Linked DNA regions of Homo sapiens: regions 2 and 3 are each linked to region 1. A link is a loop called in an ENCODE intact Hi-C map of the cell type or tissue named here. Cell type or tissue: PC-9. All regions are shown on one strand. Region 1 holds the start of LOC105375497 (a long non-coding RNA gene). Region 2 holds the start of FLNC (filamin C). Region 3 overlaps SMO (smoothened, frizzled class receptor).

What was found. Hi-C counts contacts between places; a loop is a spot of excess contacts. Peaks named below come from ENCODE experiments on the same cell type or tissue, not always from the same donor. Only the 100,000 strongest peaks of a DNase experiment are listed, where the experiment ranks them.
Region 2: a loop joins it to region 1, with 2.9 times the contacts of the local background. A loop is called at or near these places in 17 of 110 quality-filtered maps.
Region 3: a loop joins it to region 1, with 5 times the contacts of the local background. A loop is called at or near these places in 17 of 110 quality-filtered maps.

What each region holds. Positions count from the first base shown.
Region 1 is chr7:128,889,435-128,897,434 of GRCh38, reverse strand. KCP (kielin cysteine rich BMP regulator) reads left to right here. Exons shown (of 40, transcript NM_001366122.1): 9 at 3,142-3,235; 10 at 3,380-3,459; 11 at 3,536-3,629; 12 at 3,959-4,044; 13 at 4,116-4,197; 14 at 4,414-4,566; 15 at 4,641-4,747; 16 at 4,828-4,921; 17 at 5,616-5,789; 18 at 5,902-5,984; 19 at 6,157-6,250; 20 at 6,339-6,530; 21 at 6,922-7,092. It overlaps LOC105375497 (a long non-coding RNA gene), which reads right to left and starts at 6,206. Exons shown (of 4, transcript XR_927958.2): 1 at 6,132-6,206; 2 at 1,319-1,459. RefSeq lists enhancers at 3,572-4,772, 5,722-6,312, 6,313-6,902, 6,903-7,493. In PC-9, no CTCF peak of the experiment used is centred here; DNase peaks (open chromatin) are centred at 4,104, 4,684, 6,054 and 6,574; H3K4me3 peaks cover 3,969 bases; H3K27ac peaks cover 4,633 bases.
Region 2 is chr7:128,829,113-128,837,112 of GRCh38, reverse strand. FLNC (filamin C) reads right to left here and starts at 6,707. Exons shown (of 48, transcript NM_001458.5): 1 at 6,124-6,707; 2 at 1,539-1,787. The coding sequence starts at 6,475. RefSeq lists an enhancer at 2,998-3,641 and a silencer at 6,490-6,651. In PC-9, no CTCF peak of the experiment used is centred here; no DNase peak of the experiment used is centred here; H3K4me3 peaks cover 992 bases.
Region 3 is chr7:129,207,389-129,215,388 of GRCh38, reverse strand. It overlaps SMO (smoothened, frizzled class receptor), which reads right to left. Exons shown (of 12, transcript NM_005631.5): 7 at 6,538-6,630; 8 at 5,992-6,100; 9 at 4,841-5,026; 10 at 4,276-4,424; 11 at 3,619-3,753; 12 at 1,844-3,365. The coding sequence ends at 2,938. Among named protein-coding and RNA genes, the nearest start is that of AHCYL2, 14 kb to the left of the region's middle. In PC-9, CTCF peaks have their summits at 4,530 and 4,729 (motif pointing right); no DNase peak of the experiment used is centred here.

The sequences.
Region 1 (8,000 bases):
GACTCATCCTCTAAGTTGTGAGCTGAACCCTGAACCCAAGTCACCATTGTGATGGCAGAGACCAAGAGAAAGTACTGCCATGTGGTTACAAGGTCAAGTTCCCAAGGACATACAAGACAAGGGAAACCTTATCCAGTTATTTTTCAGGGACTTGCAGCAAAGTTTGTAACTGACAAGTTTGCTGGGCTGTCTTGCAAAGCAGGCTTACAGGTGTCCTAAGCCTGTGTTCTATTCTAAGGTACCTTTCTTTATGACAGAACAATACAGAAAGACACACAAAGCATACCAGATTCACTATAGCTTAAGACTAGCTCACACATTCTTCTTTTCCATTAATCAAAACTTTGCAGAGGAAATAAACAGTGATTATTACTATTCATTCACCCAGCTTGCAGTGGAGGGCACAGGGGGACACATTGCCTGAGGCAGAGTGGGAAAGGCAAAGTGCTCAGGGAGGCCAGAGAAAGACCCACCTATTGCTCAAAAGTTTGGATGGCTGTGTATCGGTAGAGAAGGGAATTTTTTTTTTTTTTTTTTTTTTTTTTGAGATGGAGTCTTGCTCTGTCGCCAGGCTGGAGTGAAATGGCGCCATCTCAGCTCACTGCAACTTCTGCCTCCCGGTTTCAAGTGATTCTCCTGCCTCAGCCTCCCAAGTAGCTGGGACTACAGGCGTGTGCCACCACGCCCAGCTAATTTTTGTATTTTTAGTAGAGACGGAGTTTCACCGTGTTGGCCAGGATGGTCTCAATCTCTTGACCTCGTGATCCGCCCTCCTCGGCCTCCCAAAGTGCTGGGATTACAGGTGTGTGAGCCACCGCGACCGGCCATGGAGGGATCTTTTTTGGCAGTCCTATTAGCTCTTAAGTTTTCCCTTTTAGGGAGGAAAAAGCTCCGCATGTCCCACGATCCTGTACTTGCCTAATCCTGTCACCCATAGCCGTCAGCAAAGAGTACAAGGCAGATTAATCCCAAGAGAATAGCAGTTAACATCCCGTAGTGCCAAACCCATTCTTAACCGGGAGGGATTTTACCCAGAGGGGCCTCTAACCCTCTAAATATTAGAAGGGACTGTAACCCTCCCCAGTTGGGCCTCTATCCCAAGGTCCATCAAGCATCCTTGCCTTTTATTAAGAGAGGCCTCTAATTCCCCTAAGCTGGGCCTCTAACCCAATCCCATTATTTACCCGGGTATATGCACCCCACTTACCCACAGTCCGCCAGTCAGTGCTGCAGCCTATTTCCTTCTGGTCGGGGGGTTTCTTCAGTATTGTCCCTTCCATGGCTCACCAGAAAGATATTACCAGACCCCACCACTTACCAAAAATTAGCCTTTGGGTCGGGGGTTTCCGCACTATCATCCCTTCAGTGGTCGCCAGAAAGATGTTACAGGAAAGGAGTCCTGATCCAGACCCCAAGAAAGGGTTCTTGGATCTTGCACAAGAAAAAATTCAGGGTGAGTCTATAAAGTGAAAGCAAGTTTATTAGGAAAGTAAAGGAGTAAAAGAATGGCTACTCCATAGACAGAGCAGCCCTGAGGGCTGCTGGTTGCCCATTTTTATGGTTATTTATTGATGATATGCTAAACAAGGGGTGGATTATTCATGATGCCCCCTTCTAGACCACATAGGGTAACTTCCTGACATTGCCATGGCATTTGTAAACTGTCTTGGCACTGATGGGAGTGTAGCAGTGAGGACGACCAGAGGTCACTCTCATTGCCATCTTGGTTTTGGTGGGTTTTGGCTGCAACCTGTTCTATCAGCAAGGTCTTTATGATCTGTATTTTGTGCCGACCTCTTTTGTCATCCTGTGACTTAGAATGCCTAACCATCTGGGAATACAGCCCAGTAGGTCTCAGCCTCATTTTACCTAGCCCCTATTCAAGATGGAGTTGCTTTGGTTCAAACGCCTCTGACACAACCACGTCCTCCCTCTCCCCACCCATGAGAAGTCATTGGCTGCTCAGACCCTGATGGGGCTGGAGGCAGTGAGCCCAGTGATGTGGGTGTGAATTCAAGGCATGGGGTCTTTTGGGGTCAGGCCATGGGGTAGTGGCAGTAGCCACCATGCTAAGTACCAGCTTCTAGAGGTAGATGCCACACCAGCCCCCTTGTTTCCTTTCATCCCACAACAAGCCTATGAGAACAGGACTATTTTTTCAGGTCCATTTTTTTTCAGACGAGTAAACTGAGTCACAGAGAGCTTAAGTGACATGCTAGTTTATGTATCTGTATGAGTTTCCTGGGCTGCTGTAACAAAGTGCATAAGTGCATACTGGGTGTCTTGAACAATGTAAATATATTCTCTCACAGTTCTGGAGGCCAGAAGTGTGAGATCAAGGTGTGGGAGGGTTCCTTCTGGGACTGTGAGGAGGAATCTGCTCCAGCCTCTGCCCTCGCTTCTGGTGATTTGCTAGTGAACTCTGGCATTCCTTGGCTTCTGCAGCACCTGAACCTCTGCCTTCTCTTTTCCATACCATTCTCCCTGTGTGTGTCTGTGTGTGAATTTCCCCTTTTTAGAAGGATATTGCCTGGAACAGTGGCTCACACCTGTAAACCCAGCACTTTGGGAGACCAAGACAGGTGGATCACCTGAGGCCAGGAGTTTGAGACCAGCCTGGCCAACATGGTGAAACCCCATCTCTACTAAAAATATAAAAAATTAGCTGGGCATGGTGGTGCGTGCCTGTAATCCCAGCTACTTGGGAGGCTGAGGCAGGAGAATCGCTTGAACCCAGGAGGTGGAGGTTACAGTGAGCTGAGATCACACCATTGCATTCCAGCCTGGGCAACAAGAGCAAAACTCCATCTCAACCTGCAACCTGCAAACCTGCAACTTGTTTTATCAGCAAGTCTTTTTTATCATCTCAAAAAAAAAAGATACTAGTTATATTGAATTAGGGACCCATCCTGCTCCAGTATGACCTCATCTTAACTAATTACATCTGCAATGACCCTGTTTCCAAATAGTGTAACAGGCTGAGGTGCTGGGGGTGAGGAGTTCAACATATGGATTTGGGGGCGGGGACACACAATTCAACCCATAAACACATCTAATAAGTGGATAGCTGGGATTCTAATGCCATTTCCACCTCTCAGTTGAGCCCTGTCGGCCCCTTCCCCTGTTCATTCTCCCCACCAGGAGGGTCACATCCAGTGCCGCCAGCGAGAATGTGCCAGCCTGTGTCCATACCCAGCCCGGCCCCTCCCAGGCACCTGCTGCCCTGTGTGTGATGGTGAGTCAGTGGGTAGGGCAGAGGCCTGACCATGGTGGGCAACCTGGAGAAAATTGATGGGTGGCCCTGCTCGGGGGCCCATGAAGGCCAGGAGAGGGTGGGGAGGGGCCCCTGAGGAACATCTAAGGCCCCCCTTCCCAACAGGCTGTTTCCTAAACGGGCGGGAGCACCGCAGCGGGGAGCCTGTGGGCTCAGGGGACCCCTGCTCGCACTGCCGCTGTGCTGTGAGTGTGGCTGCCTGGCAGGGAGGGCCTGGCTCCGGGGCCTGCCTCTGGCGTGCTGACCAGGCCCTGTTGGCAGAATGGGAGTGTCCAGTGTGAGCCTCTGCCCTGCCCGCCAGTGCCCTGCAGACACCCAGGCAAGATCCCTGGGCAGTGCTGCCCTGTCTGCGATGGTGAGTGGGGGCCGGGGTCTCTGCGGGAGGGGCAGGCCTTGGCTGCAGAGAGGCTGTAGGTGTGGGGGATTTGCTTCTCTTGGACCTAAGCCCCTGTTACCCTGTTCCCAAAGTGAGTCCTCACCACACCTTCTCATGGCAAACTGGCACCATGCTGGGGCCTGCGCTTCTGTGGCATAGCTGTGGGGGGCAGGGGGCTGCTGGCAGGGCGCCCTGGAGAACTCGGCTGGGTCTTCTTTGTCAGGGTGGGGGTTGGACACCTCAGGGTGACGTGAAGCTTCCCCTCTGCCTCCAGCCCTATACCCCCACGCCCCTGTCATCCCATCCAGGCTGTGAGTACCAGGGACACCAGTATCAGAGCCAGGAGACCTTCAGACTCCAAGAGCGGGGCCTCTGTGTCCGCTGCTCCTGCCAGGTAGGCGGTCCCTCCGCTCACACCCAGATCTGCCTCATTCCTTCAGGGTGTCTCACCTGCTTCCCTCCTAGGCTGGCGAGGTCTCCTGTGAGGAGCAGGAGTGCCCAGTCACCCCCTGTGCCCTGCCTGCCTCTGGCCGCCAGCTCTGCCCAGGTGTGTGTGAGAGGGGGAGGAGCAGCTGCTATGGGCGCTGCCTCTGAGGGCTGCAGAAGGAGGGTGCTCCTTCCCAGGACGGGGTACGGGTTGCTAAGTCCACTAGCCATTCTACAGTGTCAGCGGGGATGGCGAAGGTGGGGTCCCTGTGTCCTGGGAAGGACAGGGATGGGTGGGAGGTGTGTAGGCTGCCATGTGACAGCCCCCTTACTACAGCCTGTGAGCTGGATGGAGAGGAGTTTGCTGAGGGAGTCCAGTGGGAGCCTGATGGTCGGCCCTGCACCGCCTGCGTCTGTCAAGATGGGGTACCCAAGTGCGGGGCTGTGCTCTGCCCCCCAGCCCCCTGCCAGCACCCCACCCAGCCCCCTGGTGAGTGCCTGGGCTGATCCTGGCTTTCTTCCCCTGCATTACCCAGCTCACCCTGACCAGCCTGCCCCACCCAGGTGCCTGCTGCCCCAGCTGTGACAGCTGCACCTACCACAGCCAAGTGTATGCCAATGGGCAGAACTTCACGGATGCAGACAGCCCTTGCCATGCCTGCCACTGTCAGGTAACTGCCCAGCCTTGCTGCTGCCCTGCTGAGCCCCTCCTGGGCATGCCCCGATTGCTCTCTCCCCTGCTCTCTCGCAGGATGGAACTGTGACATGCTCCTTGGTTGACTGCCCTCCCACGACCTGTGCCAGGCCCCAGAGTGGACCAGGCCAGTGTTGCCCCAGGTGCCCAGGTATGTGGGCACTCACTGGGCCTGAGGGGATCAGGGCCCCAGAGGCTGCTGTCCCACAGCCCCATGGGCCCAACAGGTACCTTAGAAAGCAATGGCCTTCTGAATTGTTTCAGTCTTGTTTCAGAGCTTAGAACTCTCTGGAACTCACGGGGTGTGGGTGGGAGGGAGAGTAGAGAGATTTGTTTATTCCTGCCTGTACCTACACCACCCTCTCCTCCCATGCTCCATTTCCTCTTCTAGTAACTACTGCCCCCCGCCCCACCACGCTAGGGCCCCCACCCCCCTACCCCCCAGGTAAACCCATGTATCTACCTGGATAACACAGGTTCATGAGCAGGCACTTGAGCCTGCCACGTAGGAGGCCGGGTGCTGGGATGCATGGGACACGTCCCTGCCCGCATAGAGAGTCTGTGTGAGGGCGTGTGTCAAACACAGGTACACACATGTGTAAGCACTCCCCTTCTTCCCCTCAGAGACACACATCTGCCTGCAGGTGAATGACCCCCAATGCGCACGCACACTCGTGTGTGCTCACAACGATACACATGCCTGCACACATGTGCACATGGCCACTTCCTCCTCTTTCCCCTCGAGTCAGCTTCCAAGTGGGCACTTGTGTGGCGGCTCTGGACTCCAGGGCTGGAGGGACTGTCAGGCTTTGCCCTCATACCTGCCCCCACCATCCACTGCCCAGACTGCATCCTGGAGGAAGAGGTGTTTGTGGACGGCGAGAGCTTCTCCCACCCCCGAGACCCCTGCCAGGAGTGCCGATGCCAGGAAGGCCATGCCCACTGCCAGCCTCGCCCCTGCCCCAGGGCCCCCTGTGCCCACCCGCTGCCTGGGACCTGCTGCCCGAACGACTGCAGCGGTGAGGTGGGCGGGTCAGGGCGGCCTTCTGGGATGGGATGGCATGGCCCCCGGAAGGCAGCACGCCCTGGGGCAGTCGCCCTCTCCCAGGCTATAGCCCCTCCCTCCCCCAGGCTGTGCCTTTGGCGGGAAAGAGTACCCCAGCGGAGCGGACTTCCCCCACCCCTCTGACCCCTGCCGTCTGTGTCGCTGTCTGGTGAGTCTGCACCTGGGTGGGAGGCGCCCAGGGGAGTGGAGGCGGGACTTGCAGAGGCCAGGAGAGGCCCGCCCAGGTGGGAGGGGTGGGACCTGGTGGCACTGGGTGGGAGGGGTCTCCTCGGCCTCCCCCAACTAACCCACTGACCCGTGGTGCGTCTGTCGGTCCGTAGAGCGGCAACGTGCAGTGCCTGGCCCGCCGCTGCGTGCCGCTGCCCTGTCCAGAGCCTGTCCTGCTGCCGGGAGAGTGCTGCCCGCAGTGCCCAGGTAGGGGCCGCACCCCTCGGCTGCTCCTCCCTGGGGGTCCCCTCGGAGGCCTGTTCCTGGGCCCCTTTGATGCGCTGTCTCGCCGCAGCCGCCCCAGCCCCCGCCGGCTGCCCACGGCCCGGCGCGGCCCACGCCCGCCACCAGGAGTACTTCTCCCCGCCCGGCGATCCCTGCCGCCGCTGCCTCTGCCTCGACGGCTCCGTGTCCTGCCAGCGGCTGCCCTGCCCGCCCGCGCCCTGCGCGCACCCGCGCCAGGGGCCTTGCTGCCCCTCCTGCGACGGTAACGCCCTGGCGGTGCCCCTCCCGGCCACCCGCGTCCTGCCGCCCCGCCCCGCCCCGGAGCGCCCTGCCCAGTCCCCTTCCTCCAGGCCCGCTCCGCCCACGTCGGGGATCTTGTTAGGAATGTAGTGTCCGGTCAGCATGGCCTGGGAGCCAGCCGGCACGGCCCTCCATCCCCCACGGCCCCCAGCCCCCCACGACACCCATCCTCCACGGACCTCAGCCTCCACGGAGCCCACGGCCTCCCCGCCCTCACGGACCCCCAGCCCCCACGACCTCCAGCCCCCACGGCCCCCACGACACCCGTCCTCCACGCCCCTCAACCCCACGACCACCAAGTCCCCACAGCCCTCTAGTCCCCACGGCCCCCCAGCCCCTGCCCTTCTCCCCAGGCTGCCTGTACCAGGGGAAGGAGTTTGCCAGCGGGGAGCGCTTCCCATCGCCCACTGCTGCCTGCCACCTCTGCCTTTGCTGGGAGGGCAGCGTGAGCTGCGAGCCCAAGGCATGTGCCCCTGCACTGTGCCCCTTCCCTGCCAGGGGCGACTGCTGCCCTGACTGTGATGGTGAGGGTCATGGGATAGGGAGCTGCCGGGGTGGGATGCGGGAGACCAGAGGGCTGGGTCAGAATAATCTTTACTGCCCTAGGGTGGATCTAAAATATTTATTACAGTAAGAAAAAGCCCCGAGGCTGGGAGCCCTAGCTGAAGCCTGTGACCCCGACAATTTGGGAGGCTGAGGCAGGAGGATCACTTGAGCCCAGGAGTTCAAGACCAGCCTGGGCAACATAGAGAGATCTTGTCTCTACACAAAAAATTTAAAATCAGCTGGTCGTGGTGCCTCTTGTAGTTCCATCTACTCCGGAGGCTGAGGTGGGAGGATTGCCCAGGAGTTTGAGGCTACAGTGAACCGTGTTTTCACCACTGCACTCCAGGCTGGGTGACAGAGTGAGACCTTGTCTCAAAAAAAAAAAAAAAAAAAAAAAAAAGCCTGACACTAAAGCCTGGATCTTCTCCTGCCTCTGTTGCTATTTGCCGTGTGGTCTTGGGCAAGTTACATAGCCTCTCTGGGCCTAAATTTGGCTCTTGTAAAAAGACCCAGTCCCCCAGTCCCCCTGTCTTCCCTCACTCTTGTGCGATCTTGGCCATTTTGGCCACTTGCCCTTACCAACTGTAATTTTATTTACTATTTGCCTTCCAATTAACTCACTTATTAATTTAATTTGATTTAGAAAGGAGTTTTATATCACACTGTAAGTGGAAAATTAGACTTGCCAGGACCACATTACCATAAAAATGAATATAATTAAAATTATAATGTTGTTAAATCCTTGTCAGATACTTTTGCCCACCAAGGCTTTGAGCCTGAAATTCACCCTTCTTTTTTAAAAAGGGAGGTGAGCAAATGGCAGAGGTGCCAAGAGCGGGCTGTCACCACCCTGGGACCCCACCCCTTCCTGGATTCATCAGTGGGC
Region 2 (8,000 bases), 60 kb after region 1:
CAGGATGCAGGGCATTTGTTCACCCAACACCCTCAGAGGCTGTGGCTTTACACCCCTTCCCACCAGCTCTAGGCCTTGACCAGCCAGGTTCCTGCTGACCCCATCAGCTTCGAGGCCCCTCACCACGTAGGAGCAGGACAGCCCTCTCCACCACCAACAATGAAGCCTTTCTGCCCTGGCTGACGCAGCCTGGCACCAGCCCTGCTGGCCGGCCTCCTGCCTGCCCAGGCCCCAGCTCAGACCTTGAACCCCAAACCCTGGGAGGGTACCCCCTCTCGCTATCTCTTGCCTCATTCAGCTTTCTCAGGGGTGGGCAGAGGAGGTCAGAGTGCCTGTCCCACATATGCCCCTGACCCATCCCCCCTAGAAGGCCTCCTCACAGCTGCCCCGAAGCTCTAGAACTCCAAACGCTTTCCACACCAGTCTTAGGGTATGAGACTCCCTATTCCTTCTAACTGCTCACTTGGGGAAACTGAGGCATTAAAGGGCCTGTGAGGAGAGAATGACTTCTCCTCTGCAGCCCTCAGGAGCCCTGCCTTCCTAACAGGAAGGACGCTGAGGCAGCCCCAGATCACTCCTATGAACGGTGCAGGTGAAGGGGCGCTTGGTTTAGGCCAGAGCTGGAGGAGGGGGACGGCACACCGTTTCGGGGAGGGGGCCGGCTCAAGGCTGGAATCCATGACTGGCTGGAACAGCTGAGCTCACTGCTGGCAGCCACACCAGTTATGGGCCATGGCTCAGCAGCTGGGAATGCTTCCCAGGAGGCTGTGCCCCCGCCTCCCACCCTCTGCTCCCCGGCTGACCCCAGGGTGGAGGAGGATTCTCCCGAGGGGCTGTGACTCCTGGAGAAAACCTATCTTTTCAGGAGATGAGGGGCAGAAAGGGAGCTGTCCATGGGGTACGCTCTAGCCAGTGATGCCTCAGCTTTTTTCATGGCCCCTGAGCTGTCCCCACTTGACCAGGCCAGGACCTACACGGAGAAGGGGCAAGGCTGGCTCACCTGCCACCAGGCAGTGCCCCACTGGCCTCATCCCACATCATCCTGAGCCTCAACCCCTTCTCAAAGTCATCCCAGGGTCTCCCAGAGAAGAGCCTTCTCTGGATCTAACTCCTGGTCTTGCTACAAGTCCTGGTCACCACACTGCCTCTCTCTCAGCTCGGCAGGAATAGTGCCTCGTGGCACAGTAAAAAATTCATGGGGCAGGGAGTCCAGGCCCTGGGCTCTAGGTGGTTCTGCCACAGATAAGCTGTGTGATCTTGGATAAGTCACCAGCCCTCTCTGGGCCATAGTGTCCTTGTCTGTAAAATGAGGGGTTTTAAACCTCTTCCTGCCTCTGCGGAATCTGGCACACTCATCAGGTAGGGCCTGCCACCAGCCAGCGGAGAGCCACAGCTGGAGGAGGACAAACCCTGCAGGGGATCCTGGCCCCCAGGCCCCAGGGTGTGCATTCTGACAACCACACGCCTTGGCAGCCCCAGCTTGTCCCCTCTGTCTTTGGGAGCTAAGGGCTCCATGCTGTGCTCACTGGCCCACTCACCGGGGGCGCAGTTGTCCACCAGGGCGCCCAGAGCTTTGCCGTCCTGCCAGTCACGGTTGAAGTTGGTGATGGGCAGCTGGGGCACCTTGTTCTGGATCCAGCCAAGCAGCCGCTGCTTGGGCGTCTGTTTGCGGGCATCCTCATCATCTTCATCCTCCCACATGGGCATGGAGATGGAGTAGTGCAGGATCAGCGTCCAGATCAGGCCCAGGATCAGCTTCAGGTTCCCATCCACGATGGCCTTGCTGTCTGCAGAGGGGAGGGCACAGACGGGCTCAGGGGCGCCCCACCCTCCACTGCCCCAGAGCACCCTCCCTCACCTGCGCAGCTCCTCGGGCCAGAGCTCTGGGGTCAGGCCTCTAGTCTCTGCCTACCTGACCCTCTCCCTCCTGCGAGGCCCCACTCAGATGCCAAGTTCTTTATGGGGCCCTTCCGGTCAGAAGGCTGCTTCTCTGTGTTCCTGTGGTTCTGGAAGGTACCCTCACCTCAGCTACAGCAAGTGAGTCTGCCTCCTGTCTATGTAATTACCTGGTTTCTTTCTGGCCTTGTGGGATTGTAAGGCTCCCAGGGCAGAGCCTTTTTGTTTTGTTAACAGTTCTACTGAGCTATGATTGACATACAGCAAACTGCACATGCTAGAGAATGAAGTTTGAGAAGCTTTGACACTATGGATATATCACGAAGCCGTCACCACAGATGGAGAATAACGAAGGTACCATCCATCACTCCCCAAAGTTTCCTTGCACACACCCCTTTGTGAGCCCTCCCTCCTGCCGTCCTTGTCCCTCCATCCCAAGCAACAACTGATCTGCTCTCTGTCACGATAGATTACTTTGTATTTCCTAGAGTGTTATATAAATGGAATCACACAGTATATACTCTCTTTTTTTTTGGTCTGGTTTTTTTCACTCTAGACACTAGGTTTTATCTTTCTACAATGAAGGTCTTAAACATAGTAAGGTCTCAATAAATATTGGTTGAATGAATATTTTAAGAACTGAAATTGGAGTGGGGTAGGACAAGTTTCCACTCACACTCTACCCCGAATGCCAGAAAGGGCTTTAGAAACCAAGGGGTTCTGATAGTGGGGCAGGGGTGGGTGGGTGGGGTCCAGTACATTCTCAGTTAAGTCTTGAAAGTCATGTTGTCAAAGGCTGGGGGCCAGAGGGACTCCAGCCTCAGGAGCTGACACACTCCACCCATCACCTCCTTTGAGGAATCCTTTGAGCCAGAACTGGTTCCTCAAGATTTGGGGGGGGGGGGCGCCTAGATCCCCCTTAACAATCAGAAAGAAATATCCAGAAGCCTGGGGTGGCCTAGCATGTAGATAGATCTTTGGAATTCAGCTTACTTGTAAAGGGCAATGAAGTTCTGAAATCTATCAGCTTCCCAAAGCACTGCTTTCAGGAGGCTGGAAGGGGGTGGAAGACAGTCTTGTTTACTGATGTTGCCCGAGAGATGGGAGAGGGTGGAGTGGAGCCTTCCCCTTACACATCTTCTCCCCTCCACCCTTCCCCAGGTCTTGGGGAAAGTGTTAGGAGACCGAGAGCCTGGGAAATCCAGGGCATCCCCTGCCCCACTCCCACCTGCCCCGGGAGGGGTGCCTCAGTCTCCCTGTCCCTCTGGCTGGGGCTCTGGCCGCCTGGGCTCCCCCACCCTGTCACTGATTCATCCTTCCTTCCCCAGCAGCTCCCCAGCCCACCCCCTTCCCCTGGCTCCACTGCAGCACAATGGTTTGGCAGCTTTCAGATTCCATGACACACTCACTCCCTGCCTCCCGGTGCTTTCTCTCAAACACACAGGCTCCAACACTTTCACACAGTCTGGATGCCCCAGTGCCCCCAGCCTCTCACAACCCCGACAGCCTCCAAAGCTCACACGCCCAGAAGTACTTCTTGCAAACTGGAGCCAGACCCCTGGGCAGGAAGCCTTGAGGCTGCAGGGGTTGGGGGGGGCGGTGTGTATATGGGGAGGGTGGTCATTCATATTTGCTGGAGAGGGAAGTTTCTCCCCAGCAACTGGCCCTGGGCCAGACAGCAAGTGGTCCAGGCTTGGGGCAGGAGAAGGGCAGTGGGGCCCCAAGTCCCACTCTGGAAGCAATGACCTCCCTCTCCCTCCTCCCTCTCGGAGGCCAGGCAGAGGAGAGGAGCTCAGCGCCACCAGGGCTCACCAAGCCACTTCTCCATCTGCCTAGGGATACCCCCAAAGGAGTGGGAGGAGCCAGACAGCTAGTTCCCGAGGCCACCCCAGGCCTCAAATGGAGGGGGAGGAGAGGGCTGGGCCTAGGGAGGTGCTGGGACAGCTGCTGCCCCCTCCCGCCCCTCCCTTGGTTGTTGGCTCCAGGAGAAGGAATAGCAACTGGGGAACAGCTGCGAGACAGAGCTGCCTCATAGGCCTCTTTGTTCGGAGGGAACGAGGGGCAACGGGGGGCCAGGACAAGGTGGTGAGGATATGAAGGGCACAGCTCCTTTAACCTGGGCTCAGTGCCCCTTCTTCAGGTGGGCTTGGATCCCAGCTGCTACTCCAGACCCTGACTTCCCTCCTGGAAAGAGAAGTGGGGAGTCTTTCTGACACCCCCTGAGGTGCCCAGATGCTCGATTTCGGTGCTGAGACAATACTCAGAAGGTGGCCCCATGGATAGCCCCTTTCCACCACTAAATGGAGTAGGGGAGCTAGCAGAAGCAGGATGCCCCTGCCTCGTGGGCAGCCCCTTTGAACCTCCTCATGGTGGGGCGCCCCAGCTGGTCGCTGCCGGTGTCCCCTCCCCTCCAGCCTCAGCCTGGGGCCGGCAGCTGAATTGCTGACAGCTTATCTCATCAGCGCCAGTGAGCCACTTGGCCCAAATGGGGACTGCCTCCCCTTCCTCCCAGCGGGAACCAGGGAGCTTCCCTCCCACCCTCAAACCAGCTTTTGCTTCTTCCCCTCTGCTCTGAGCCAGCCCCTCCTCTGCTGAGCCAAGGGGGCTGGAGCCAGGCACCGCCACGGGGGAGGGGAGAGGTGTGCTCAGGAAGGACGAGGCCTGGAGAGGGGCCGAGAGCCCCCGCAGACTGGAGGGGAGGGGAAGGCTGAGCGGTTTCCTATATGTCTTGCCGAAGCCTCCGGCTCTTCCCCCAGACCCCACCTGGTACAGTCAGTCCTGCCTTTCAAAACCCAGCCTGCTGAGGATGCCGGCCCAGGACTGACTCCTCTCTGACCCCTCAGCCTCCATCACGTAGCCCTCAGTCTCACTACACACTCCAGGCTCCCTCCCCCACCCCCTGCCCTCAGCCTTGTCCTTCTGGAAAGCTCAGAGACATCTGCTGTGTCACGGAGGCAGGGCTATTTCCAGGACAGGGCAGGCGGGTGGGGTGGGGGGGCAGTATTGGGGCAGGAGGGGGTAAGGGCTAGGGAGGGGACTGGACGGGGCAAAGGGCCCTGGGCTGACCTCAGCTGCTATATCAGGAGGCCTAGAGATGGCCCCAAGGGAGAGTGGGGCTGACAGACATCAAGTCATCTGGAGAAATCTCAGGGAACATCCTGTGTGGGGCCCACCTGGCCCCACATGAAACTCCCCTCCTGGGGCCGTGGGGTGCACCGTCCAAGGACCTCGTCCTGCAAATCCCAGCAGGGTTCTTAAGAGCTCTCCACAGGGGTGGGCGGGGGGATCTTCCCCAGGCCCCCAGCCTCAGGGATGACTGCAGGACTCTGAGGGCAGGACAGCCTCCTGCCACTCCAAGCCCACCCTTGGCGTCTCTGCTCCCAAGACTAGAGTGCCTCCCCGCCCCCACCCTGCACTACACACCTTCCAAATCTGGTTACACTCAAAGACTTCCTCCCTTCCACAGGCCTTTCCCTCCCTCCCCGCAGCCCAGACCGTTAGCTGCAGCCAATCCCGCGGTAGGGGGTGGGCTGGGGCAGGGCCTGGACTTGCGGAAGCCCCCTCCACCGCAGGCTGAAGCAGGAGGAGGACAGACAGGGGTTAAGTCTCCCCGCGCTCGCTCAGTGCCTTTTTAGGTTTCTGAGGCTGGGCCCTGCCTGTCCTGGCCCCCGGGCCTGAACCCAGCTGCTGAGCACATGCACGAAGAGGGCCTCCCGCGCCAGCTCCCCTCGGCCCCAGAGCCCGCAGACGCGGGCAGTGGTTGGGGACCTGTCTTCAGCCCTCTCCCAGCCCGCGGAGGGGCTGTGAAGCTGGGAAGCCACTTGTTTTGTTGGGGGCGGGGAGATGCCCCCAGGAATCAGTGACAGGCACTGGTTCTGTCCTCCCGAGTGTGGGCTAGGGTTGCCCGATGGAAGGAAAGGGAACGGTGAGCCGAGGCGGGAGGTGGGAATGTGCATGGGGAGGCGGCAGCTGGAGGGCTCGCAAACCCTAAGGCCTGGACTCCCCGGGGCACCCAGGGAGTGCTCGCTGTCCCCAGAGGGGTGTGCAGGCAGTGCCCATGGCCCTTGTCGATGGGTGGGAGGGCCGGGGCCAGGGTCTTCTCTCTATACCGGGGGGTGCCCTCCGCCCTGTCTCTCAGCTCCCCGCGCGCCCACCCCGCACCTGTGCCCCTGCCCCATGGGACGACCCTATCCCCGCAGCGCCCGTGCCCTCGCCCCCGGCACTGACCTATGGACACGAGCTTGATGTGCTCGCGCTCGAGGAACTCGAGGGCCACGGACACGTTCTCCAGCTTCATTTGGCGGAAGTTGGGGCGCGGATGGAACTTGCGGTACATGCGCTTCTGGCTGAGCACCTCGAGCAGCGCGATGAGCCGGAGCCCGTCGCTGAGGTCGCGCTGCAGGTCGGTCAGGCGCTTGCCCACGCACTTGAGGTGCTCATTGCACCAGCGCGTGAATGTGTTCTGCTGGATCTTCTTCCACGGCGCGTCCTCCGCCAGGTCCTTCTCCGTGGACGGCATCTCGTCTGTCTCATCGCCCAGGCCGAGGCCGGCGTCTGAGTAGCCGCTGTTGTTCATCATGCTGGCGCGGGCTGGGGGTGCGGCCGGGGCTAGGGCCGCGGTTTGGGCTATCGGGGGCTGTCGGGCGCTGTTGGGGCGCGACCACGGGACTCGCTGCGCTGCGCTGCTCTCCTCTCCAACTTCTCTCGCGCCGGGGCTGGCGGGGCTCGGCGAGGCTCGGCGGGCCTCCTAGGCGCTCGGCCGCTCTCTGGCTCTCTCTCCCTCCAGGGCCGGAGCGGTGCTCGGGAAGGGCGGGCTGGGCCGGGGCGGGGGGTTTAAGAAGCCCCCGGACCGCCGCCCCCCCGCCGCGCCCGCGGCCCCCGGGTCCACGTCAGAGCGCCGGCCTCCCAGGAATGCCGCCCGGCCCGCGGGTGGGGGCCGCGCCGCACAGGACGCCCCGCCCCCGCCGCCCCTCCCCCGCGCCGCCCGGGCGGCGGGACGGGGTTGAGGGCGCCCACCCCCTGGGCCCCCGGTGCCGCCGCGCTGGAAGGTGGCGGGGAGGGCCGACAGTTCTCCATCCACACCCAACACACCAAACTGTCAGGAATGAAATATGCTCCCTCCACACCCCGCACGGGCTGAAGAGGTAAATGGGGAAACTGAGGCCAGTGATTAGGGCAAAACCCACTGATCTGGTGTTCACAGAATTTTCTAGACTAGTTGGTGGCAGGCTGTTGACAGGGCCTGCGAGGGCTGGCTCCTAGCCCAGGGCATTGTCCACCTGTGGACAGGGAAGGGAAGTGTGTGTGCTTGTGCAGAGACGGCCTGAGAGGAAGCAGGGACCTTGCCCGGGCCAATGAAGGAGAAGCCTGCGGGGGGGCGGGGGGTTGTGTGTGCCTCCCAGCCATTGCTTGACTTTACAGATAGAAAAGCCTCATGTAGGGCCCAAATCCAGAGGCCCAGGAGTAAGACCGGGGCCCCTGCCCCTGACTCAGTGTCCCTGTCACCAGCCCGTTTGGCCTCATCGCCTCGGTATGAAGCTGAGCTCAGGAAAAGGGTACCCAGTGACTCACACTGTGTATCCCCCTCCCCCAAGTCTGACTCAACTGAGATGATAAGAGGGGAAGGAGAGACTCTTCCCCCATAGTGCCAGGGAGCCCCCTGGGCAACATGCCCATTTGGGCCACAGGGCAGATCCTGCCAGGGAAAGGGTGGGTCAGCCAGGCAGAAACAGGGAGAGCCCCAGCCAGAGCAGCCAGGGGGAAATGTGACCAGGTGGGTAGGCAGGACCAGGGGCAGAGTGGTCAGGGAGAGCCTAAGGGAGCCAGCTGGGATGCCCAGGCAAAGCTGCACTCAGGGCAAGCCAAAGGCTGCAGGCCTGGGGAATAGAACAGCAGGGAAACCGAGGCACCCAAACAGACTCTGGCCTGGGGTGAGGAGAAAGAGCTAGAGAACGTATTTCTTTTTCTTTTTTCTTTTTTTTTTTTTTTTTTTTTTGAGATGGAGTTTTGCTCTTGTTACCCAGGCTGGAGTGCAATGGCATGATCTCTGCTCACCGCAACCTCTGTCTCCCAGGTTCAAGCAATTCTCCTGCCTTAGCCTCCCA
Region 3 (8,000 bases), 320 kb before region 1:
GGAATACAATCCGTGGGTTAGTATTCCCTTTCCCCTTCTCCTGGAATCTGGCCATGGTCAAAATGCGGTGTCCTCATCACATGAGCAGCATTCAAAGACTACTCCTGGCTGGGCGCAGTGGCTCACGCCTGTAATCCCAGCACTTTGGGAGGCCGTGGCGGGCAGATCACGAGGTCAGGAGATTGAGACCATCCTGGCTAACATGGTGAAACCCCGTCTCTACTAAAAATACAAAAAATTAGCCGGGCGTGGTGGCGGGCACCTGTAGTCCCAGCTACTTGGGAGGCTGATGCAGGAGAATGGCATGAACCAGGGAGGCAGAGCTTGCAGTGAGCCGAGATTGTGCCACTGCACTCCAGCCTGGGCGACAGGGAGACTCTGTCTCAAAAAAAAAAAAAAAATTAGGCCGGGCGCAGTGGCCCACATCTGTAATCCCAGCACTTCAGGAGGCCAAGGCGGGCGGATCACCTGAGGTCAGGAGTTTGGGACCAGCCTGGCCAACATGGAGAAACCTTGTCTCTACTAAAAATACAGAAACTAGTGGGGTGTGGTAGTGCGCGCCTGAAATCCCAGCTACTTGGGGGGCTGAGGCAGAAGAATCGCTTGAACCAGGGAGGCAGAGGTTACAGTGAACTGAGATGGCACCACTGCACTCCAGCCTGGGCGATGGAGCAAGGCTCATTCTCAAAATAAATAAATAAATAAATAAATAAATAAATAAATAAACAAACAAAAATTAGCTGGGCATGGTGGCACACGTCTGTAATCCCAGCTACTCGGGAGGCTGAGGCAGGAGAAATTCTTGAACCCAGGAGGCGGAGGTTGCAGTGAGCTGAGATTGTGCCACTGCACTCCAGCCTGGGCAATAGAGTGAAACTCTATTTCAACAACAAAAAAGAGTACTCCCCAAACAAGCCTGGTCTGTACTCCACAATACCCGCCAGGTCTGTGGGCACCAGCCCCTTTGCTACACAGACCTCCTTCTCTCATAATCCTGAGCCCTTGCACCCCAGTTCCCAGTCTTCTACTGATTATCTCATTGGAGGAAGTGGGGCTAACAGGCTTCCCTGACTGGCCAGGGGAGGAAGCTGTGGATCAGAATGCGTCTAGCCCAATGGACGTCCCTGGTAGAAGAAAGAGGCCCCCAGAGATGAGGTCCAGGAATGCCTCGAGGAGTCCTGCCCATCTCCACTCCCATCAGGCAGACACCATCACCCCAGGGGAAGCTGCATGCCTGTGCTCAATTATCTTGTGATCACTGCTCCGCGAGGCAGCCGTGGTCACAGAAGAGCTTTTGTTCATATAGAGCCGACTGGCTCAGGTGGACAGCCAGCACATGAGGGCGCCATCAGCCTGACATCTGACTGTCAGCCGTGGCCACATTAGCACAAAGCTCTTGGCCTTTCAGAGCACCCTCGGGAAGATGGGGAAGACCAAAAAGATTGGGACCAAGACAAGGTAAGGAGGCCAGGATCGGAGCCCATAGAAGAAAGAACGCACTAGCTGGGCGCGGTGGCTCACGCCTGTAATCCCAGCCCTTTGGAGCCCGAGGCGGGTGGATCACTTGAGGTCAGGAGTTCGAGACCAGCCTGGCCAACATGGTGAAACCCCCTCTTTACTAAAAATACAAAAATTAGCTGGGTGTGGTGGCAGGCACCTGTAATCCCAGCTACTCAGGAGGCTGAGGCAGAATTGCTTGAACCCAGGAGACGGAGGTTGCAGTGAGCCAATATCATGTCACTGCACTCCAGCCTGGGGGATAGAGTGAGACTTTTATCTCAATTAAAAAAAAAAAAAAGAGAGAGAAAGAAAAAGAAAAAAAAAAGGAAAAACACACCAAGAGTTTATACAAAAACCTTTTATTGACTGTATTTCTTCTCCCCATAACCTGGAACCCAGCCAGCATCTATGGCTTCCTGCTGTCTGATTCTTGAAAGTGGGGCCTTGGGAACATGTTTGGAGGCTATGGAAGGTGGGAATCTCCTCACCCACCGGCTATGCAGGTTGAAGGAAGCTTTCTTGCCTGGCTGAAGCTACGGCAGCTTCCCAGGGTAGCCCCTCAAGTCTAGAGGACCCATCCCCCACTAAATGGGTGTGAGGAAGAGATGATGCATCTTTCAGAGGCTTTGTCACTCACTGCTCCTATCCCACTCCAGACTGAGGCCCTAGAGCTGAACCAGTCTCTCCTGTGGAGATGGGGCCCAGCAGCGAGGGGAGGGGGTTAGAGGTGAGTGTGTGCAGCAGCTCTGGGTCCTCATCAACAAAAAGGAAACGCAAAGAGGTTGGCACCGCTGAAACTGAACTGAAATGGAACAGAAGAAGGAGGATATAGGAGAACAAAAGATGGGTTTGGGGTAGTGCCACCTATTAAGAGAGGACATGGCCCCTGTGGGAGCAGGTCCTTCCAGCCCCACAAACACCTGGGAGAGGAATACGGTGCCCTGGCCCTACTTAGACAAAGGACTAATGACACAGTCAACACTTTTGGACTGAGACTGCCAGGAAAGGGCACCCATCAGCCCAGAAAACGGCAGCCAGCCCTCATCTGCCAGACATAGGCTAGGCTGCCTCCCTGGCCACCAAAGCCCACTCTGGGAACTGTCACCTCTGCCTCCACCGTTCCTGCCCCACCACAAGCTCTGCATACCCCCTGCCCCGATGGAGCAGATGCTGCCAACCAGGCTGCAGCTGGCAGGGCAGAAACAAGGACCCTGAGCTCCAGGGCCCTGTCCCTGGGGTGAGGCCTCCCCATGGAGATGTTAGGCTCTTTCCCACAGTCCTGCTGCTTTGAGCCAGACATCCAGAACTCTCTTCGGAGGGCAGTCAGCCCACAGGTTCTCTGGAAGACGGGATCCTAGGGAAGCATGCTCGGTGAGGAAGAAGAGCCTTGAAGGTATTGGTTCCTCTCTTTCCTGTCCCAGGTCCTGCTCTGCAGGCTCAGAAGTCCGAGTCTGCATCCATGAGTTCTGTGTCCATCAGGTTGGTGCGGGAGTGAATAGGCCCCAGGCCCTGTCGGCGGCCATGAGCCCATGCCACGGGGGCCGGTGCACTGGGCAGAAATGGATCCTGAGGGGGACTGGGCTCTGGGCAGAATGGGTTGGAGACCAGGGTCCACGCTCCCTGTCGGCAAGAGTCCCCAGCTCCCCAGGCACCTGCAGCCACCAGGCATTTCTGCCGGGGCAGCTGAGGCAGTCGAGGAATGGTACTGGGGGCAGGGGCAGGGGGGTGAAGCTCAGGGGGCGGCGCCAGCGGGCACACCTCCTTCTTCCTCTTCCTCCTCTTCTTCTTCCGGCCCAGGCGCTTCTGCAGCTCTGGGGAGATCTCTGCCTCAACCAGCCACAGGTTGGCTTGTTCCTCTGGGGGCACTGACAGGAGGAGAGACAACACGAGCCTGGGGCCCTGGCTCTGTCCATGCCACCCCCGCTCCCCTGGGAGCACTTAACCTGTTAGTTCTGGGGCCCAGGTCTCTAGACTCTTAGAGCCTCAGCCCCACTCTTCAGATCCTCTGGGGCCTTTCCTTCCTCTTCCTCCTCCTCCGACAGCCCCTGTACTCCAGTCCCAGAAGCCCCCAGCCTCTGTGCTCCCCCCACCTTCCTCCAGAAGCTTGAACTCTCATACCTGGAGTTGCCACAGGGGTGACAGAAATATCCTGGGGCAGTATGGCTCCTCTCCGAGCCACCATCTTGGTGACATGCTGGGCCCAGGCAGAGGAGACATCAGCTGAGGGCTCATTGAGGTCAAAGGCCAAGCCCGCTGTGGGAATGGAAGGAAGGAAAGGAGAAGGAATAGTGACTTCCCGGTCCCTGGCAGTGCCTCCCATAGTCAGTGCCATTCATCTTCCCACAGCCAGTCCCTCCTGCTCACCAGAGAAAGCTCACCCTGTAACCACGGTGATCTCTACCCCTTCAGAATCTGAAGAGAAGGGCCTCACGTCCCCAAAGGGCCTAACTGGAGGCCAGAAATCCAGTTCTTGGAACCCTGACTTACTCTTGCCCAGGGAGAGCAACTGGAGAATTTATGAGAAGGGAGAGGGAGGGGAGTCTTCTTGGAACCCAAGCACCGGCAAGCAGACCCAGGGGCAGAAACAGAGAGGGGAGAGCCCCCCAGAGGGTAGGAGGGGCCGGGGGAAGAATGGGTGTGTGAGCGATGGAGGGAGCGCCTTGCTCCTCACAGTCGGTCTTCCAAATAATCTGTGTGCCCCCAGCAGGCTGGGAGAGACTAGCACATGGGCAGCGCGGGGCCAGGCGGCTCCGGTAGAGGAGGGGTGAGGCTCACCCACGGGCCCGTCGTGGGACACAGTGTGCATGCTGAAGGACAGCTCCTGGCCTGGGTTCTGCAGGAGCTCGTGCCGCTTAGAGAAGGCCTTGGCAATCATCTTGCTCTTCTTGATCCGCTTTGGCTCATCGTCACTCTGCCCAGTCAACCTGAGAGCAGAAGGGATAGGGAAGGAGCGTGAAGAAGCTGCCACTTCCCATCAAATCTTGGGAAGGGCCAGCGATGCCATTCTTTCCAGAGAAGGAGGCTCCCAAGGGCCTCAAGTCCTTCAAGGACTCAGGAGTAGAGGCCTTCTCTGCAAAGAAGTGGGGCCAGAATGCAGAGCTCCTGTGTGCCCAGCCCTCCAATCACTCCGCTCTTAAAAGGTGATGGCAGCTGGCTCTGCCCTTGGCCCAGGCCCAGGCCCAGGCATCAGGCCACCCAAGGACAGAAGGTGCCACCAGGGGGCAGCGGTGAACCACTGACCAAGGCTGTGCTAGAGGCAGGACCCGACAAAACCTAAAGATGGGGTCCCAAGGCTGAGGGTGAGGCGGGCAGGGCAGGAGGGGCTGGCTGCCATGCCCACCTGCACCAGGTACGCCTCCAGATGAGCAGCGTGGCCTTGGTCCAGACCCAGGTGCTCATGGCGATGCCAGTTCCAAACATGGCAAACAGGTTGATCTTCTCCACCAGAAGGCTCGGGCGATTCTTGATCTCACAGTCAGGGATGGGCTGCTTGGTGGGCAGCCCGATGGTCACATTGGCCTGACATCTACAGTGAGGGAACGTAGACAGGTGAGGCTTTCCTTTCTTTTCCTCTCTCTTTTTTTGAGATAGGATCTTGCTCTGTCACCCAGGCTAGAGTGCGGTGGCGTGATCACAACCCACTGCAGCTTCCAACTCCTGGGCTCAGGCAATCTCCTGCTTCAGCCTCCCAAGTAGCTGGGACTACAGGTGGGGTTTTCTGAGTCTACTGGGTAGACTCAGACAATCAATCCAAAAACTTTAGAAAGGGCTAAGCTCCACAGCACTGATCTCAACCCTGGGTGCTCATTAGAATCAACTGGGGAGCTTTTAATAGCTACTGATGCCTGGGACCCACCCTAGACAATTAAATTGAATCTCTGGGGCAGAGACTCAGGCATCACTGTGGTTTAAAGCATCCCAGACTGGAAGCCGGAACCTTTACGGAAGAGCCTGAAGCAGTCAGGGCTTGGACTAGCATCCATTTTAGCGACTGTCCTTGTAACAGTGGGTACTGCGCTTCTCTCAGCAGTAGCAATGTCTTACTCTCTCCAATCCATCCTCATTATGACACAAAAAAGCACAGGCAAAAACTAGCCAACATTAGCAGGTCATTAACCTATCACAGAGAGGTAACTAGTCCTGTGCCAGGATCTAAAGCAGGCTCTGCAGGAGAGCACACAGAATTAGAGGGCAACTTAGTGTCAGTCAGAGAAGACGAAGCTGAACTGGCTGCTTAACAGTCACACATGCACCAGCTGGGCAACCAAGGGGGTGGAGAGGGAAGGGCAGAGGTGAGAAGGGATGCGAAGGTTGTTTGCCACGTTTGAGAAACTACGGAGACTGATGCCTTATGCACCCAGACACCATCCATTGAATCTGCTGTCTGCAGCAGGGACCTGGCAAATCCCTGCTGCCCGGTGGGTGGAGGTGGGTGTCTTTATGGCCTTGGCTCCAGCTCCCAGCACTGCCGCCTCCATGCCCCTCACTCACAGCACATAGTCCCGGAAGCTGCGCTCCCACTCAGCCTGGTTGAAGAAGTCGTAGAAGTGGCAGCTGAAGGTAATGAGCACAAAGCCAAAGGCCAGGAAGCCAAAAATGCCTGTGGAGGACAGGGGCAGGACAGGACGTTACCAAGCCCAGTCCCGCAGCAGCAGTGGGGAGGAGAGAGTCTGCCCCACTGGGCCTCAAAGTTCACCCAGCTGGGGCTGGGGTGAACTCATGCTGGGCTCAGTCCAAGAACTGCTTTCTCTAAAATAAAATAAGAAGGGCACTTGAAGCAACTGTGGGAGGGACCACGTGGGACGTAGTGGGCAGGAGGAACCAGTCCCGGCATGAACTTGACTGAATTCTTCCCCCCGAGTAGACCCCCTTCTTTTGAGCTGCCACTACCACTACCACCTACACACACCCCTTGTCCTTGTCCCTATGGCTAACTTGTCCCACTGACTTACTGCATCCTGCCGGTCGCATAGCCCCAGGAGGGTGCAGTGTTGGGCTGGCCAGGACCTCAGACCGAAGTCCCCCGGGGCCACTCACCCAGGCGCAGCATGGTCTCGTTGATCTTGCTGGCAGCCTTCTCACTCAGCAGCCCGGGGTGGTTGCTCTTGATGGAGAACAGAGTCATGACTCCTGAACAGAAGGGGGACCTCAGACATTAGCAGGGGTGAGGCTGCCCTGCTGGGAAGGATGGGTGAGTGGGAGGAGGGTCCTAAGGCTCTGGAGTCCCAAGTCTGATTACCCCTGTGCTAAATGAAAACCTGGGGAGCTAGAGACACTGGAGAAATGGTGAGAAGACCAGGGCAGAGCCTAGACAGACACTTGAGAAGAGGGAGCCTCGGTCGTGGCCCAGCTGCCCCTGAAGAAGGGGGCAGATCAAAGCTGTTCTGATGGGAAAGACATAAAACAGACTCAAGAACAGCGCTATCCATATAATTTTTTTTTTGAGATGGAACCCTGTCGCCCAGGCTGGAGTGCAATGGCGTGATCTCGGCTCATTGTAAACTCCGCCTCCCAGGTTCAAGCAATTCTCCTGCCTCAGCCTCCCAAGCAGCTGGGATCACAGGCACCTACCATCACGCCGGCTAATTTTTGTATTTTTGTAAAGATGGGGTTTCACCATGTTGGCCAGGATGGTCTTGAACTCCTGAACTCAGGTGATCTGCCCACCTCGGCCTCCCAAAGTGCTGGGATTACAGGTGTGAGCCACCATGCCGGCCTTCCCATAGAAATATGTGAGCCACATACATATGGCAAATTTCTAGTGGCCACTTAAAAAAAGTTAAAAGAAACAAGCAAAACTAATATCAATATATTTTACAAACCTAATATATTCAAAATAAAATCATTTCAACATGTAATCCATGTAACAAATTATTAATGAGATATTTTACATTTTTTTCCCACTAAGTTTTTTTTTTAATACAGTGTGTATTTCACATTTTACAACACATCTCAATTTGGACTTGTTTCTTTTTGTTGTTGTCTTGTTTTCTTTGGAGACAGGGTCTCACTCTGTCACTCAGGCTGGAGTGCAGTGGCAAGATCATGGCTCACTGCAGCCTCAACCTCCTGGGCTCAAGCAAGCCTCCCACCTCAGCCTCTCACATAGCTAGGACCACAGGCATGTGCCACCCTGCCCAGGCAACTTTTGTATTTTTTGTAGAGATGGGGTTTCACTATGTTGTTCAGGCTGGTCTCGAACTCTGAGCTCAAGTGATCCGTCCGTCTCAGCCTCCCAAAGTACTGGGATTACAGGAGTGAGCCGCCGCACCCAGGCTGGACTAGTTCAACACATGTGGCTAGTGATTACCATACTAGGACAGCATGATAACGAAGCACAAATCAGAGGGCCAGACACTATGCCAAAAAGAGGGGAAAGAGGTGACTGAACAGAAGGCTGGCAGTTCAGGGTGAGGAAACTGAGGTTTACAAAGAAAACCCAACAACAATGAGCTAAATAGATGCTGAGGCTTACTATGGGATGGCAGCATGAGACAGGA